Regions from separate parts of the Homo sapiens genome. Here region 1 is linked to region 2. A link is an interaction called in ENCODE POLR2A ChIA-PET data of the cell type or tissue named here. Cell type or tissue: HepG2. All regions are shown on one strand. Region 1 holds the start of HS3ST3A1 (heparan sulfate-glucosamine 3-sulfotransferase 3A1). Region 2 has its middle 51 kb from the start of HS3ST3A1.

Region 1 (2,500 bases), 52 kb after region 2:
GGGCCTTTGACGTCACCAGCAAGTTTGCTGCCCTCGGCGTCCCACGTGTGGCGGCGGCCAGCGGCGGCCCAGGAGGCAGCCGGTGAGCGCCTGCGAGCAGAGTGGCGGGGGCCGCTGACAGGTCCCGCGCAGCCCAGCCCAGCCCAGCCACGCGGCTCACAGGTGGGGTCCAAGAGCAGTTTGGAGCAACCCGGCGCTACGGAGAGGGGTGGACGGCTCTGCACGGGCCTCCTGTCTCCCGCTCGGGCAGAGGGACTCGGGGGGACCTCGCTCCTTGGCTGAGAGAACCTGAACTCGGGCGGAGAGAACGCGCCCAGGCGGGCAAGGGGACCAGAGAAAGCCGGGGCTGGAAGTCACTGTCGCTCGCCACTGTCTGGAGCGCACGGAGCGCAGAGGCCCGGCAGCCGCGCGTGCCCTCACGGGGACCGAGCCAGTGATGCAGGATCGCTGAGCGGAGATCCGCGCCGAGAAGTCTCTCGGGGCCGGGGCTGAGACGCACGCCTTCGACACCGCTGCCAAGACCCCGATTCCGGCGACTCTTGCGGGGAACCGAGGGGCCAAGGCTGCCCCAAGCTCAGGACTTGGGCGAGTCTAAGACGATGGTTTCTTAAGCACGGACCCGCGTTCCCCTTCCCGCTCCCTCGACTGGAGGCAGGGATCCTGCGCGGGGCCCCCGGGATTCCGTTTCCCCGCGGAGCCCCGGCCGCTGCCTCCCGGGACAGTTCGCACGGCCACAGGGGCGCACGGCGATGTGGCCTCCGTCCAGCGCGCTGGCCCGCCGGGGGGATGCTCTGGCACCTGTCGGGGTCCAGGCCTAGCATGGCCGGCGCGTTGCCCGACGTCGCCTCCGGCTAGGATGGCCCCTCCGGGCCCGGCCAGTGCCCTCTCCACCTCGGCCGAGCCGCTGTCCCGCAGCATCTTCCGGAAGTTCTTGCTGATGCTCTGCTCCCTGCTCACGTCCCTTTACGTCTTCTACTGCCTGGCCGAGCGCTGCCAGACCCTGTCCGGCCCCGTCGTGGGGCTGTCCGGCGGCGGCGAGGAGGCGGGGGCCCCTGGTGGCGGCGTCCTGGCCGGAGGCCCGAGGGAGCTGGCGGTGTGGCCGGCGGCGGCACAGAGAAAGCGCCTCCTGCAACTGCCGCAGTGGCGGAGGCGCCGGCCGCCCGCGCCCCGCGACGACGGCGAGGAGGCGGCCTGGGAAGAAGAGTCCCCTGGCCTGTCAGGGGGTCCGGGCGGCTCCGGGGCCGGAAGCACCGTGGCCGAGGCCCCGCCGGGGACCCTGGCGCTGCTCCTGGACGAAGGCAGCAAGCAGCTGCCGCAGGCCATCATCATCGGAGTGAAGAAGGGCGGCACGCGGGCGCTGCTGGAGTTCCTGCGCGTGCACCCCGACGTGCGCGCCGTGGGCGCCGAGCCCCACTTCTTCGACCGCAGCTACGACAAGGGCCTCGCCTGGTACCGGTGAGCGGGGCGGGCCCGGGCTGGGGCTGAAGGATCCGGGGGTCCTGGGCTGGGAAAGACGTGGAGGAGCCCTCGGTGACCCCCAGTTCGCCCTCCTCCCCACTTCATGCAGAAGGCGAAGGGTCGTCAAGGGTCTTTCTTCCCTCTCCGCCTTCTCCTTCCTGGGAAGTGGATGTTGAAGGAGAGAGTGGGAGGGAAATTCTGGCCTTCATAATTTTCATCCTTGGGAATCCCTTGCCAGCAAATAGCCAGTCTGGTCTCTTTCTCCTGCTCTGCGAAAGTATTCATGTATTTAACTAAAGGAAAAAAAAAAAGTCTCTTCTAAATTAGAAACCTGTTCAACAATTAATAGATTGCCTTCTCCTTCCCAAGGAAGCCCGTTTTCATTCTTTATCTTTTGGAAAGTTCTTTGTGGTTAACACAGTCTTTACCATCAGGTATTTATTTACCTTGACCTTTTGCCAGATAGTTGTCCTAGGTGGGAAGTAATATAGAGACTTAGTAAAAGTGTCAAGAACCAGAGAATCTGGGTAGTTTGGAAAATATATGTCTGTCTGAGCAAGGGAAAGCAACCAGGCACTGTATTTTAAAGGACGCTTGGCAATAACTTTTGTTTGAGGGCAAGGAATGAGTTTTGTAAAGTGCTTTTGATATTTGCAGGGAAAAGTAACTTTTGTCTTTTGACTGACAGAAACTTTTCTAAAGATCTTCAATCCTCTTTACAAATAAGGTAGCCAATTAAAAGAAGAAGACAACAGAGAGAAAAATACATTGGCACAACTTTGCCAATACAGTTTAGGAAATAAGTCTGGCTTAGATCTTAATCTTAAATTTGCCAGTCTCTTCAAATTCAGACCACCTTTAATAATAAAATCAGCCAGATTCTAATAAAGCTAGTGTCGCCTGGATTTTGTTTGCCATAATATATTGGCTTTTTTTTTCTTTCTTCAAAGTACCAGTAAAAATTATGTTGCTAGAATTTTCCATTTTATAAAGTTTATCTTGTTCATAAAAGATGCATTCTCTTTGTTATTTTAACTGAAAC
Region 2 (2,500 bases):
TACCTCCAGGTGTGCCAAGGGGCACAGTGAGGCCCATGGAAAGCTGACAGAGCACAGTACAGAGGAGAACGTGGATGGGGTGCTATGGATGAGGAAGCCTTGGCTCCTCTGCATCTGAGTTCGTCCACAGGACTATTGAGCATCTTCAAGGCACAGCCACTAGTTTGCCACAGAGACAGCCATTTCAAGAGAGCCCGGGTGGAAGCTGCAATGCCCTTTATGATTAATCTTGGAAGTCCCACCGTCCCGGCAGCCCTACCCTATTGGTCACATGGAGCATCTCTGATTTGGTGTGGGAGGGAAATACACAAGAATGTAAATGTCCAAAGCCTGGGTCACTTCTCACAGATCACAAAGCACTCCTGGAGCAGCCCCCACCTGCTTCCTCTCTGAAGTCTCACCTGAGCTGTCCACTACTGCTCTTCTCCTCCTACCCAGGGGAACCCTTTTTTAGGTTATTGCAGGGTGTAGATGGAAGGCCCACATTTTCTACTGTTGTTAACCAAGGTAATTGTCCAGTGTGCATGAATTATTTATCTCACTCATAACTACCCGAAATTCCCCTGAGGCATTGGTTTTCAATGCTGGCTGCGAATTAGAACTACCTGAGAAGAGAGAGAGAGAGGGGGGGACGGGGGTGGGGGAGAGAGAGAGAGAAAGTATGTGTGCGTGTATGTGTGTGTATTCTATTTTATATACAGTCACGTGCTACTTAAGGATGTTTCAGTCAACAATGACTACTTCCGGGATGGGGGGCCGGTGAGATTACAATACTGTATTTTCATGCTACCTTTTCTACGTTTAGACACACAAATACTTACCATTGTGTTACAATTGCCTCCAGTATTCACTGCAGTAACATGCTGTACAGATTTGTAGTCTAGGAGCAAAAATAGGCCTTTCTATATAACCTAGGTGTGCTGTAGACTGTGCCATCTGGGTTTGTGTAAATGCACTCTATAAGGTACACACAATGACCTAACAACGCATTTCTCAGAACGCATCCCCATCATTAAGAGACGCATAACTGTATTATCCTTTTTATATTCTATTCTATTTCAACAGTAATTCTCCCGCATCACAAACGTGAGCTTCCCCAGTCTTTCTCTGATTTACTTGATCTGGAACAAGTTCCAACAAACTAATTTTTTTTTTTTTTTTTTTTTTTGAGACGGAGTCTTTTTCTGTCTCCCAGGCTGGAGTGCGGTGGTGCGATCTCGGCTCACTGCAAGCTCCGCCTCCCAGGTTCACACCATTCTCCTGCCGCAGCCTCCCGAGTAGCTGGGACTACAGGCGCCCGCCACCACGCCTGGCTAATTTTTTTGTATTTTTAGTAGAGACGGGGTTTCACCGTGTTAGCCAGGATAGCCTCGATTTCCTGACCTCGAGATCCATCTGCCTTGGCCTCCCAAAGTGCTGGGATTACAGGCATGAGCCACCGCGCCTGTCCAACAAACAGTAATTTTTAAAAATTGTCCTTGAAAAATCCCAATGTGTGTTACAAACCACTGCATACGTGTTTCAAAAACAAAAGCTAGAGAGCCTGGCTAGATAAAGCGCACAAATGTTAACTGTATCACTCAATACATTTTTAGCAACTATGCCAAGCATATCCAAACTGTGGTCCCTGGGCTGCATGCAGCCCAGGATGGCTTTGAATGAGGCCTAACACAAATTCATAAACTTTCTTAAAACATTATAAGATTTATGCATGTACCTTTTTGTTTTTAAGCTCATCAGTTATTGTTAGTGTTAGTGTGTGTTTTTTTGTTGTCATTGTTGTTTTTGTATTTTTTTTGAGACGGAGTCTCCCTTTGTCACCCAGGCTGGAGTGCAGTGGCACAATCTTGGCTCACTGCAACTTCCACCTCCTGAGTTCAAGCAATTCTCCTGCCTCAGCCCCCCGAGTAGCTGGGACTACAGGCAAGCGCCATCATGCCCAGCTAATTTTTGTATTTTTTTTTTTTTTTTCGGTAGAGACAGGGTTTCACCATGCTGGCCAGGTTGTTCTTGAACTCCTGACCTCGTGATCTGCTCACATAGGCCTCCCATAGTGTTAGTGTATTTTGTGTGTGGCCTAATTCTTCTTCCAATGTGGCCCAGGGAAGCCAAAAGATTGGACACCCCTGGCTACATCATCCAGTTCATTATAGTGCAATTACAGCACACCAGAGAGCTGGCTGGTGGTCCTCCCAGTCAAACCCTCTCAAAGGTAGCCACTATTCTGACTTTTATCACCCTATATTATTTTGCTTATACTTGAACATTATTTATATAGAATGATACAGTATGAACTCTTTTGTGTCTGTTCGCTTTTTTACACTCAATAGTTTGAATGTGAGATGCATTCATTTTGCTGCCATTAGTTGCTTCTTTTTTAGTGCTGTTCAATTTACCATTATTTGAGTAAACTATACGTTATTTATCCGGTGGATTATTTCCAGTTTTTGGCTAACAAAATTGCTATGATCCATTCTGTGGATGTCATTTGGTAGACATA

Evidence for each region. ChIA-PET counts read pairs that join two places held together with the same protein. Peaks named below come from ENCODE experiments on the same cell type or tissue, not always from the same donor. Only the 100,000 strongest peaks of a DNase experiment are listed, where the experiment ranks them.
Region 1: POLR2A ChIA-PET joins it to region 2 with 5 read pairs; 2 of 35 experiments call an interaction of 5 or more read pairs at or near these places.

The regions. Positions count from the first base shown.
Region 1 is chr17:13,599,486-13,601,985 of GRCh38, reverse strand. It overlaps HS3ST3A1 (heparan sulfate-glucosamine 3-sulfotransferase 3A1), which reads left to right and starts at 57. Exons shown (of 2, transcript NM_006042.3): 1 at 57-1,455. The coding sequence starts at 857. RefSeq lists an enhancer at 483-1,103. In HepG2, no CTCF peak of the experiment used is centred here; no DNase peak of the experiment used is centred here; H3K4me3 peaks cover 573 bases; H3K27me3 peaks cover 1,658 bases.
Region 2 is chr17:13,651,445-13,653,944 of GRCh38, reverse strand. No RefSeq gene overlaps it. Among named protein-coding and RNA genes, the nearest start is that of HS3ST3A1, 51 kb to the right of the region's middle. In HepG2, no CTCF peak of the experiment used is centred here; no DNase peak of the experiment used is centred here.